Linked DNA regions of Mus musculus: region 1 is linked to region 2. The links are chromatin loops, found by intact Hi-C in ENCODE. Cell type or tissue: heart. All regions are shown on one strand. Links, peaks and the distances in the headings refer to the core of each region. The heading gives the core; the rest is flanking DNA. Region 1 has its middle 39 kb from the start of Ppp4r3a. Region 2 holds the start of Atxn3 (ataxin 3).

Region 1 (6,605 bases), core at 983-5,982, 840 kb before region 2:
TACCCCATTTTTAATTGTATTATTTGTTTTTGTTTTTGTTTTTTGCATCTAACTTTGGGAGTTCTTCATATATTTTGGATATTATCTCTCTGTCAAATGTAAGTTTAGTGAAGATCTTTTCCCAATCTGTAAGCTGCTGTTTTATCCTATTGACAGTTTCCTTCGCCTTATAGAAGCTTTTACATCTCATGAGGTCCCATTTATTAATTGTTGATCTTAGTGCCTGAGCCATGGGTGTTCTGTTCAGGAAGTAATCTCCTGTATCAGTGTGTCCAAGACTAAGCCCTCCCATGTTCATGGATAGGTAGGAAGAGTAAATGGTCATCTTACCAAAAGCAGTCTACAGATTCCATGTAATTCTCATCAAAATTTCAACACAATTCTTTACAGACCTTGAAGGAGCAATTCTCAACTTCATATGGAAAAACAAAAAAACCAGAATAGCTAAAATAAACCTGAACAATAAAAGAACTTAATAAAAGGTACCACTATCTCCGACTTCAAGCTGTACTCCAGACCAATAGTAATAAAAACTGAATGGTATTAGTATAGAAACAGACATGTTGATCAATGAAATCTAATTGAAGACCCAGAAATAAATCTACACACCCACAGACACTTGATTTTTGACTAAGAAACCATATAGTGGAAAAAAGAAAGCATCTTCAACAAGTGTTGTTAGCCTAACTGGATGTCTGCATGTAGAAGAATGCAAATAGATTAATATTTATCGCACTGCATAAAACTCAAGTCAAAGAGAATCAAAGACCTCAACATAAAACTAGATACATCAATAAATTCTATAAAGTTTTGCCTCAAAGTAATTTTATTTTACTTCTGATGAAATTATATCCGGATAAACCCATATTAAGTTGCAAATAACATAATTGAAAATACATTTAATCTTGGTTACCAATTTGACTGGACCTGTAATCAACTAACCTATTTCCATAATTAATTCAAGTGGGACTCACCAAAATCTGAATGCACCTTTGGGTAGCAGCCCAGATAAAAGGAGGTCCAGGAGAAAAACTTTTGTCTGCTTGCCTTGGCCTCTCATCTTCCTTCCTCTACCTTGGTCCTGCTGGCATCTTTTAGTAACATAAGAACCCAGCTTCTTTGGGTTCCAATGTGAAATAAAGACCAGTGGATCCCAAGGAATCTTCCAGCCTTTCAGTAGGATCCCAGATTGGGATTGCTCAGGCATCTAGATTCATAAACTATACTGCTACCAGGTTCTTAGCCTTTCCAGGGTGAAGACAGCCATTGTCATACTACCAAGGCTGTATGGTGAAAAAAAGTCTAATAACCTACTATTTATATATTTTAACTGGTTATATATACACATATATATTTCCAGTTTTGTTGTCTATCTGGAGAATTCTAAGTCATATAACACCCATCTTTTTCTCTCAGTGTAACTGCCATGTTAATTCCATTTTAATGTTTTGTCTTTTTTACTATTTTTGCCTTAATTTTTCTCTCCTGGTAACCTATTTCAGGATTTTAAAGTGTAAAGCAAGACACTGCTTTTAATGGGAAACAAATTATTCTTGGAAATGCACAGGACTTACCTTCTCATCTCTTACTCCTCTTTTCCTCCAGATCTGCTCACTCTGTAAAGGTAGTTAATGTGATAATTTCAATGAGAATGGATACCATATTTGAATACTTGGTCCCCAGTAGGTGGAAGTCTTTGGGAGGGACTAGGAGGTATGGCTTTGTTGAAGAAGATGTGTTTCTAGGGGTAGGCTTTGGCATTTCAAATGGTTCATGTGATTCCCACTAGCTTTCTATCTCTGCATAGTGTTTGAAGATGAGGATATAAGATCTCAGCTACTGCTCCAGACCCATGCCTGCCTGCTTTCTGCCATGTTTCCTGCCTTAATGGTCATGGACTCTAATCATTAAAACTATAAGCAAGTCCCTTATAAATACTTTCTTCTATAGGTTGCTTTGGTCATGGTGTCTCTTTACAGCAATATAAAACTAACTAACACAGTAACTTTTTCTGGGCAAGGTGGTGCAAGGCTTTAATCCCAGCACTAGAGAGATAGAGGCAGGAAGATTTCTATTAATTTGAGGCTAGGCTGATTTCATAGTTAGTTCTAGCATAGTGAGATGCTATCTCAACACACACACACACACACACACACACACACACACACACACACACACAGATCTTGAAGCCACCGAAGCATTTGTGTGTGTTTACATGTGCATAAACAGGGCAGAGGATAGGCAGGATTTCTGTTAGCTTAGAGGGCAAAGATTAGGCTGGACTGATTGGTCCACGAGTCCTACGGATTCTCCTGACCTGGCTTCCTAGCATTCGGATTACAGGCATGTGCCAATTCATCTGGCATTGTTCCATGAGTTCTCAGGACTCAACCCAAATCTTCATGTTTAGAGGGCAGATATTTTACTAACTGAGTTCTCTCTCTAACCATACAACCTCTTTTTTGGTGCTTTTAACTATTAATACTTCTTGAAAAGTGTGTACACTCCATGAGAAAAAGGATCACAAGAATCCTTAGTGAGTGGAATAGTGTGGAGCATATAAGAGGCCCCCAACAAATGTCACAGAATAAGAATGTACAATACTTTTTGTGACAACTATAGACAAGTTCAACCTAGGGCTGTCCTGTTTTATATTTTCTAAGTATTCTGCTTTGTCCTCCTACCCCCTTTTCATGCTTATTCAGTTTTTCTTTTCTGTTGCAGAGCTGGGTGTTGAACCCAAGCTTCATGCATGTCAGACAAGCTTGGTGGCTCTCTTCTCTATACTCTTCTACTTTCACATTTTAAGTGAATTATAATAAATTTACTTTAAAATATTTCTGATTGTAATATATATATAAATGATAATAAAATAGAAAGTAAAAGAAATTCTGAGCATTATATTCATTCATGTTAATTTGAGAAGTCCTATTTTGTATCATCTTCAGGTATGGCAAAAGTTTAGCTTTTGGGGATTTAAGAGGGCACTTCCGGTCTGGTAAGATGGCTCAGTGGGTAAGAGCACCCGACTGCTCTTCCGAAGGTCCAAAGTTCAAATCCCAGCAACCACATGGTGGCTCACAACCATCCATAATGAGATCTAACGCCCTCTTCTGGAGTGTCTGAAGACAGCTACAGTGTACTTACATATAATATAAATAAATAAATCTTAAAAAAAAAAAAGAGGGAACTTCCAGGACCCTCTACAGACAACAAAATCTGAGGATGTTCAAGTTCTTTACACATATAATAGCTTAGCATTAGGGATAGAGCAATGGCTTTATGGTTAAGAGCACCGACTGCTATTCCAGAAGACCCAAGTTGATTGTCAATTACATGATGGTTAACAACAGTCAATAAATACAGTTCCAGGAGATTTGATCCATTTTCTGACATCTGAAGGCACAGAAAATACATTACGTTTAGATTCATTTTATTATTTGTAATTATGTGAAGATGTGTGTGTCTGTACGTGGGTAAGAGCACCAGAGGTGTTGGTTCATCTAGTGCGGGAGTTACAGACAGTTAAGCCTGATGTGGTACTGGGAACTGAACTTGGGTCATCTGGAAGTACTCTTCACAACTGAGATGTGTCTTCAGATCCCTTTTCTCCCATTATTAACGGTCAAGTTGTTTTGTTTATTTGATCACGATGTTCTGAGAAATATTTACTCACATACTCACATTTTTATGTGTAGTATTGTTTTCTAAGAAATTGCATACTTTTCTCATTGTTCAGTGAACTTTTTAATAAAAAACTTTTAGCATTGTTTAGCAATGTTTAGCATTGGTAATCATATACTTGTTTCATATTTTAGATATTTGGAAATTAAGAAATTTTATCATTGATGTGTCTTATGACTATTGTCCACCAGGTGGCAGTCATACCATAGACATTGTCTGACTGTTTCGTAGCATTTCCAAGACCCCTCTACAGACACCAAAATCAGAGGGTATTCAAGTCCCTTACCATAGTTTAGCATTAGGAATGGAGAGATGGTTCTATGGTTAAGAGCACTTACTGCTCTTGCAGAAGACTCAAGTTGACTGTCAATTACATGGTGGTTAACCCATAAATCTAGTTCCAGGAGATTCTATCATTTTTCTGGCTTCTGCAGGCACATAAAGCTCACAATGCACAGACAGACGTGCAAGCAAAACATCCACACACATACAATAATAAATGAATAAATAGATAGGTCTTTAAAAATAATTCAGCATTTGCATATGACCTATGCACATTCTCATATATTATATTATATATTGCTAGCTATAAATTACCTAGTACAATGTCAACTCTGTATAAATAATCATTACACTTTATTGTTAGAAAATGACAAAAGCCAAGTTTTTCTGAATATTTTTAATCTTTAGAAGAATCTAAAATTTTGAAATCCATACATACCAATGGATAGTTGTTCTTTGTATTCACTGTAATATTGTCATCTCCCTCTCTCTTTCTTTATCTCATCATCTAAGGGTTGTAAGGGCTTTACAACTACTTGCATTTAGACTGGCAGAAGAATGGGTAACAGTTCTGTAGAGAACAACACTTGTGATATAATATTGTAACTACATTTAGTTACAATAACAATCATAGGTTTTACAAAAATTGTAGGGTGATGTGCTATTTATGGATATGTTAGGACACTTGCTAGGAGGGTAGAAAAGAGAATATCTTAGATCTTTAAACATCTAATCTGAGGTCAGAGCAGCTTTAAGGAAGAATTTTTTTTTTAAAAAGATTTATTTATTTATTATATGTAAGTACACTGTAGCTGTCTTCAGACACTCTGGAAGAGGGCATCAGATCTCATTACAGATGGTTGTGAGACACCATGTGGTTGCTGGGATTTGAACTCAGGACCTTTGGAAGAGCGGTTAGTGCTCTTAACCACTGAACCATCTCTCCAGTGGGAGAAAAATTATCAATCCATAGTACACATAAAATTAGAGATTCTACATAGGCCCATGTATGAAATCTGAAATAGCCTACCCACTAGAAGAGAGGAAAACAGCTTCATAATGTTGGGATAAGAAAATAGTTATTAAGTGAAATATAAGATACAAAAAGCACTATTAATAAAGGAAATAATAGATAATTTGAACTTGTAAAAATTAATAGCTTACCTGTGTCTGGAGCAGGCCCACAAGTTCTGGCTCCCCACCCAGTCCTGCAACACGCAGAGAAAGCTTGTCTCCCAGGAGTTCTGACAACCAGACTCTCAGGTGAGGCTTCAAACTCTGCCCAAATACCTGGCATAACTGGGACCCCTGGGACCCAGGGGATGCAGGAACACCCTCTCAGCAAGAGGCACATGATCTGTCTGGTTTGTACCTGCTCCCAGAGTGGACCCAGGGCTCTGGTCCCCCACCCATGCCTCTCAACACCCAGAGGAAGCTTGATTCTTAGGAGCTCTGGCACACCAGAATGTCAAGATCACAGGACCCCAGGATCCCAGAATCACAGGATCACAGGATCACAGAGATAGCTGGATTTCCATGAGTTCTGACACAACTAGGCTTATAGGAGGGTCAGGTTCCAGTCAGAAACAGCAAGGCCAGTTAGCACTAGAGATAACCAGATGGCAAGAGGCAAGCACAAGAACATAAGCAACAGAAACCAATGCTTCTGGACAACATCGGAACCTAATCTCCCACCACACCAAGCCCTGGATACTCCAACACATCTGAAAATCAAGATTCAGCTCTAAAATTCCATCTCATGAATATGATAGAGAACTTTAAGAATGCTATAAACAGCCCCCTTAAAGAAATACAGGAGAACACAGATAAACAAGTGGAAGCCCTTAAAAGGAAGCATATACATCTCTTAAAGAAATACAGGAAAACACAATCAAACAGGTGAAGGAACTGAAGAAAACCATGCAGGGTCTAGAGATGGAAATAGAAACATTAAAGAAAACACAAAGGGAGACAGCCCTGGAGATGGAAAACCTAAGAAAGAGATCAAGAGTCACAGATGTAAGCATAGCATCACTAACAGAATACAAGAGATGGAAGAGAGAATCTCAGGTGTAGAAGACATTGATAACAACAGTCAAAGAAAATCAAAAAGCAAAGAGCTTTAAGAAACCCAGGACACAATGAAAAGACCAAACTAAGATTAATAGGTATAGAAGAGGGTGAAGACTCTCAACTCAAAGGGCCAATAAACATCTTCAACAAAATTATAGAAGAAAATTTCCCTAACTTAAAGAAAGAGATGCCAAAACTAGGCGTGGTGGCACATGCCTTTAATCCTAGCACGTGAGAGGCAGAGGCAGGCAGATTTCTGAGTTCGAGGCCAGCCTGGTCTACAAAGTGAGTTCCAGGACAGCCAGGGCTATACAGAGAAATCCTGTCTCAAAAAGCCAAAAAAAAAAAAAAAAAAAAAAAAAAAAAAAAAAAAAAAAGAAAGAAAGAAAAGAAAAGAAAAAGAGATGTCAATAACATACAAGAAGCTTACAGAACACCAAAAAGATTGGACCAGAAATGAAATCCCTCTCTCCACATAATAATCAAAACACCAAGATAGACATATCAGACATACACCAGACTTCTCAACAGAGACTCTAAAAGCCAGAAGATTTTGGGAAGATGTC
Region 2 (6,605 bases), core at 868-5,867:
TGGAGAGGTAAAAATGGGCAGATACCTGGAAGTCCTAAGTTAACCTACTTGTGAGGAACACCACCAATGTTGTCTTCCTGCCTCTAAATGCATATGCACATGTGCACCCCCATACACATACACACACACACACACACACACACACACACACACACACACGGCAAAGGTACTTCTCAAGTATTTATTAAGTATATACACCTGCTGATAACTGAATGACTTCTGGGTAAGCAGATGTGTATCTGTGCACTCATGTCTGCATATGTGTTCTTGTGTATATGTGTACATGCAGATGTATTCATACATGTGCTAAAGGTCTAAGTCAGATGTCCTCCTCAGCTGCTCTCCACCTTTCTAGTGGAGTCTAGTGCTCACCATTCAGCTGGACTGACTGACGGGGCAGCACCCAGAAACCCACTTGTCTGTCCATTCCCTGCCTCGAGTATTGGTGAATACAACACACACTGGGATCTGAACTCGGGCTTCCATGCTTACTCACAAGCACTTTGTAAGCCTAGCATTTTGCATATACCAATTCAGTAGTCACCTCCACTGAAATCTGCTCCAATGAGAAACAGTACTGTCAAGAAGGTATTGGGGGAGATGGAGAGATGGCTCAGCAGTTAAGAGTCCTCGCTGCTAGCCCGGCGGTGGTGGCGCACACCTTTAATCCCAGCACTTGGGAGGCAGAGGCAGGCAGATTTCTGAGTTTGAGGCCAGCCTGGTCTACAGAGTGAGTTCCAGGACAGGCAGGGCTATACAGAGAAACCCTGTCTCAAAAAACAAAACAAAACAAAGAGTATTGGCTGCTTTTCCAGAGGACCTGGGTTCAATTCCTCACACCCACGTGGCTGCTCACGTGGCCTCTTTAACTCCAGTTCCTCCAGTTCCAGATCTTCTGGCTTTAGTGGGCACTAGGAGCACACAGTACCCTGGCAAACACCTTTTTTTTTTTTTTTTTTTTTTTGGATTTTAATGGCAGAGTTTCTCTGGATAGCCCTGGCTATCTTAAAACTCTCTCTGTGCCTGACAAATACAGAAGCAGATGCTCACAGCCAACCATTGGACTGAGCACAGAGTCCCCAGTGGAGGAGCTAGAGAAAGGACTGAAGAAGCTGAAGGGGTCTGCAGCCCCATAGGAAGAACAACAATATGAACCAACCAGACCCCACACCCACACCCAGAGCTCCCAAGGACTAAACCATCAACCAAAGAGTACACATGGAGCGACCCATGGCTCCAGCTGTAGCAGAGGATGGCCTTGTAGGGCATCAATGGGAGGAGAGGCCCTTGGTCCTGTGAAGGCCTGATGCCCCAGTGTAGGGGAATGCCAGAGCGGGTAGGCGGGAGTGGTGGGGGGAAGTACTCTCATAGAAGCAGAGGGTGGGGGGGGATGGGATTGGGAGTTTGTAGAGAGGAACCAGAAAATGGGATAACATTTAAAATGTAAATAGCTGGGCGTGGTAGCGTGCACCTTTGATCCCAGAACTCAGGAGGCAGAGGCAGGCGGATTTCTGAGTCCGAAGCCAGCCTGATCTACAAAGTGAGTTCCAGGACAGCCAAGGGTATACAGAGAAACCCTGTCTCGAAAAACCAAAATAAATAAATAAAATGTAAATAAATAAAATATCAAAAACAGGTATACCACCATTGCTGGCCAAAAATAATTTTTTAATGCATTGTTTAAGTGCCCTATGTTAAGTTTTAATCCCAGGCTTAGTGGCTGAGGTACCTATTTAACATATGGAAGTGGACCTGGCCTCCAGGTTGTCCCAGCATCCCTTAGTCCCTCCTGTTACAGGGTATGGCTGGTATACCCGGCCCTCTACCCTGAACTCTCCAGAGCATGGACTATGCTGCCCTTCCCCTAGTGGCTCTTGCCTATGTAATCCATACATTTTGGTTACCCACCCTCTTTTTGTATGGTTTGCAACTTTGGCTCCTGGCTGCTGTATTTCCTTCCCTTTTCTCCCTTCCCCTCAGGGTCAAGACCACTCTGGGTTCTCCCAAATATGTCTGCCCCTGGCTCTGCTCTCCCAAATCTCTTTAATAAACCTTCTCCTCCGCCATCCCTAGGAAAAGTCATGTCCTTCCCATTTCTTTTTTCATTCACCCTAGAGATGACTCAGTGAGTAAACGGGCTTGCTAAGAGCCTGAGACACCCGGAACTCACACCAAGTTGGGAAGAGAGAACTTTATAAAGTCCTCCCTGACCTCCACACCAGCACATACACACAAACAGTAACTTTTTTTTTTAAATAGAATGAATGGCAAGAGTCTCATGAAGCAGTGTATACAGTGTTCAAAATATAACATGTTTAAAATGGGTCTTATTCCAAAACCTTTGGAAAATTAATTACAAATGAATGTGGGGAGGGGGCCGGGAGGGGGAGCTCACTCAGTCATAGCACGTGGCCATCATCCCAGCCAGCTCTCAGGAGGCAGAGACAGGACGATGGGAGTCTGGAGCCAACTTGGGCTACAAGAAATCCTGTCACAAACTAACTTGTTCCAGTTCCAAAACACTCAAAATGTCTTCTTAAGAGCACTTCATTTAACAACGTCCTTAGATTCACATCATTTTTGTCTTTTTGTTGTGCGTGGATTTTAAACACTATGAGTCAATGCTCCTTTACAAGTGATAAAAACAAAGGCCTTTGCTCCCAACGAAATAATAGTCTCAACTAGCAACCCTCTCCAAACCTAAAATGATTATGAAACATGGTTGTCCGAGAAACACCCAAATGACTTGATAATTGTATGCGAACATAGACCAGTTTCTCAAGATGTCACAGCAATACTTTTAAGCGTAGTCACTTAGGAATTAAGGTGAGGAAGAGACTAAGCCAAATCACACAGTAGAACGATTCTAATCTATCCATAATACCTAAAAACAAAGCTGGCCTCCTGGTCCGGAAAAATGGGAGAACAACCCAAACATCCCCGTAATAAAAACTCTTATGACGACTTCCCTCCGGGGTTTCCTACTTTACTTCCGAAGTGTCAGGCCCTTTAATGGGAAAGCCACGGTCACAACTGCAGAAAGACGTGGGATGGATAATCAAGATCTAAATGCATGGAGCATTCCATTATAGAACTGAGTTGAGAGAGAAAGTTGGATCTGCCAGAGGACAGGTTAGGGGGCGTGGGTGGAGTTGGGAAGGGTCCGCCAGGTGCTGAAAAGGCGACTCGCTAGACTAGACCCTAAGAGAGAAGAGAGAAGAAACCCGAAAAGGTGTGGCAAGTGGACAAGGAACGCCCGCGCTAATCCTCCGGGTGAAGCCCCCCGAAATGCCCAGGCTACCCGCCCGGTCTTCTAGGGCGAGGGTGCCGGGAACGCATGCGGGAGGCTTCACGAGCGGAGCCATGGGGAGAAGGCAGGAAGCACCCCTCACCCAGCCAGGTCGGGATGGGGGCGCTCGGGCCCCGCCTGAGTTCCTGAAGCGGCGTCGCTGCTCCCCACGCCCGCCGCCGAGCCGAGGACGGCTCCCCACCGAACGCCCACACTCACTTTCTCGTGGAAGATGGACTCCATGTTTATTTGTCTGGAGCCAACGGCCCCGGCGCGGAGCAGCCCCCTCCAGCAGCTCCGCCCCCGGCCCCACCCCTCAGCCCCGGTCCGCCCCGCCCTAGCCACGTGCCTCTCGCCAACCAATCACTACTGCGGGCGCACGTCACGAGGCACGCGAACCCGGGAGCACGGGACACGTGACCTGGGCGGCGTTGGTCCTCCCCGCGGCAAGCGTGATGCTGCGGCGCCGCCTGCTGTGCGGAGGAACTTCTCTACGCGGGACAATCTTGTGATTCTAGGGTTCTAGAAGAGAATCCTCGCAGCCAAGTTTTAGGTTCTTTTTTTTCTTTTTTTTTTTTTTTTCCATCTCCACCTTCTTTGGTCCTTTCTCCTCATCTTTATGTGAGCAACTCCTCTCCCACTGAAGACTTCATTCCAGAAGAGGCATTCTCCACATACCTAATATTTGTGTAAAAACTATAGCTAATGTTTAGTTAGGACTGACTTAGAATAGTCCAGTTGTAAGCGCAATTTAATACGGCATTTTTTGATGTGTGTGTGTCTTTTGTAATATTATACAAATAAAGAAATGTAGGTACGAAGAAATTAGCACAGCACACTGTCCAACATAGTTGGCTGTTGGAATGAATATCAGGTCCTGGGGTAAATACGCCATCTCTGAAGGAGGAAGCGTTGGTGAGGAAGTGAAAAATCCAGCAAAATATTGAGTGGCTCGCGCAGGGGATGGGGGTGGGGAGGGGGGGATTGACAAAGATTAAGCGTTGTATTGGGCGTTGTATCTTGTATGGTGGAACCATTTTAGGTTCTTCAATGTAGCAAAGGCCCAGTCTCCTAAAGGCTCATTGTACCTGAAGGTAAGGAAGGCATATGTTGTGTTGGAGGACAGCTGCTCTATGCCAGCCTGTAGCCAGGGTTACATAGGAGGACCCTGTCCACCACCTCCCTACCGGGAAAAAAAAAAAAAAAAAAAAAGCTACAGGCGGTTAAAGATTTTTAAAACTAGAGACATGGGGTCAAATTAGGATTTTAGAGGATCACTGGGGAACAATACTTGAAAGGCATTTGGGGAGAAATGAAGAGACTCTGGTGGTCAGGACTCCAGTAGTGATTTGAGAATGGAGAGAGACCACTTTGAAGCTTTAGGAAACAGAAGACTTTGATGAGGGACTGGGGTGGGATGGGGGTATTGTTAGGAAAGACTTGTGGGTTTCTGCTCTAGGTACCATGTAAAGCAGAAGTGATACTCCAACCAGAAATACTTTACAGAATGAGTAGGGTCTTGGGAAGAGAAGAAAAGGCTTTTAATTTAGAAAATACTGAGCTTAAATATCTCTGCAACTAAAGGTACTTATGATGGTTTGTATATTCTTGGACCAGGGAGTGGCACCATTTGGAAGTGTGGCCTTGTTGGAATAGGTATGACCTGGCTGGAGTAGGTGTGTCACGGTGGGTGTGGGCTTAAGACTCTCACCCCAGTTGCCTGGAAGTCAGTCTTCCACTAGCAGTCTTTGGATGAAGACTTAGAACTCTCAGCTCTGCCTGCGCCATGACAGCCTGGATGCTGCCATGCTCCCACCTTGACGATAATGGACTGAACCTCTGAACCTGTAAGCTAGCCCCAATTAAATGTTGTTTTTTTTATAAGACTTGCCTTGTTCATGGTGTCTGTTCACAGCAGTAAAACCCTAACTAAGACAGTCCTTCTGTAGAGTGATAGATGACAGGCCTGGAGTTTTCAGAAGCTGTTTTAAGCTGTGAGGTGAGAGTCATTGCTGTTTAGAAGGGCTGGAGAGATGGGTGTGTCCTTAAGAGCATTTGCTGCTTCTCTTGTACAGGACCTGGGTTTGATTCTCAGAACCCACATAAAGGCTCACAGCAGTTGGTAACTCGAGACTCAGGGGATCTGTTGCTTCTGCAATGTACCTGGGATGCACAGGGATGCTCAGACAGTCACGCAGGCAAGCACCCCTACACATGAAATATAAAGAAACAAATTTAAAACACAAGGTAACTAAAACCATAAACGCTGAGTATAATCTTAGAGAAAAGGAAGAGATTGAAAAGAGGATGGAGAGCTAAGCCCTGAAGATAGAGCAGTAGGCACAAAGGGTGCAAATGCTGCTGAGTGTACTGAAGTGGAAGGCCCACGGGGGAATGCTTCAAGGACAAGTCCGTGTCACATGCTCCCAGGAAGTCCAGGGGCAGAAAGACTCAAAAGAAACTGCTCAGTTTTGTTGTTGAGATCATTTTTGTGAGACAAGTTCAAGAAAAGAAAGGAAGTGAGAGGCAAGAAAATAAAGACTGCCAGTGACAACCAGCTAGCTAATTCAAGGAGCTGCCATATCATTTGTTGACTATTTTGTATGCAGTTTCCTCTTGAGATAAAACAAAAGGTAGAGCTGTCCTTATTGGAGGGAAGCTCTTTACCACAAAGGATATTCTAAAGGGAGATGAAGTCCATCATGCAAGGAAGCTAGTGAGGTCATAGAATATTCTAAGAACAGGGAGAACATTTAGTCTTACAGAAGGGTGTCTTTAGCTCAGAAAGTAAACAACTAGGAGGCTTCAGGAAGTCCCTGAAACTGACAAGATTCACTAGGCTCCTCCTTCCCCAAGCATACATAAACAGTAGGACTACTGAGAGACACTCTCCAAGAAGCAGAGTTGCCTAGAAGAGGCTCACATCAACTGAACTGCCTGCAAAGATGAGCCACATTGCCTGTAAGGGACATTTCACTCTGTTAAGCTATCTGCAAGGTATGTAGTGTGACCCATGTTTCCAGATTTTGTGAGCTGTTGACTTGCTGGAGTGGGCTTTGGTGTCATTTCTGCTCCAGTTAGTAATCTCAATAAAACTGATTGGTTCACCAAGTTGGACTTTGGTGGTATCAGTTCTCTGGGTAGATGTTCACAGTTCTCCAGGAACAGTGTCACACAACATGGGGATAGCCTATGTGCTTAAGGAATTGTGGCTTAACCAGGAAAATACAGCCTCCTAACAAGAAAATGCAGTGTTTACTAGTGTTTTGATTTTTTTTTAAGATGTAATTGTTCAAGTGAGTATATGAAGCTGGGC

What was found. A loop is a pair of places that touch in the nucleus more often than their neighbours do. Peaks named below come from ENCODE experiments on the same cell type or tissue, not always from the same donor. Only the 100,000 strongest peaks of a DNase experiment are listed, where the experiment ranks them.
Region 1: a loop joins it to region 2, with 31 times the contacts of the local background. A loop is called at or near these places in 6 of 42 quality-filtered maps.

Annotation. Positions count from the first base shown.
Region 1 is chr12:101,119,303-101,125,907 of GRCm38, forward strand. No RefSeq gene overlaps it. Among named protein-coding and RNA genes, the nearest start is that of Ppp4r3a, 39 kb to the left of the region's middle. In heart, for the core only: a CTCF peak has its summit at 3,875 (motif pointing right); no DNase peak of the experiment used is centred there.
Region 2 is chr12:101,954,626-101,961,230 of GRCm38, forward strand. Atxn3 (ataxin 3) reads right to left here and starts at 3,618. Exons shown (of 11, transcript NM_029705.3): 1 at 3,509-3,618. The coding sequence starts at 3,532. In heart, for the core only: a CTCF peak has its summit at 3,765; a DNase peak (open chromatin) is centred at 3,656; H3K4me3 peaks cover 2,007 bases; H3K27ac peaks cover 1,577 bases.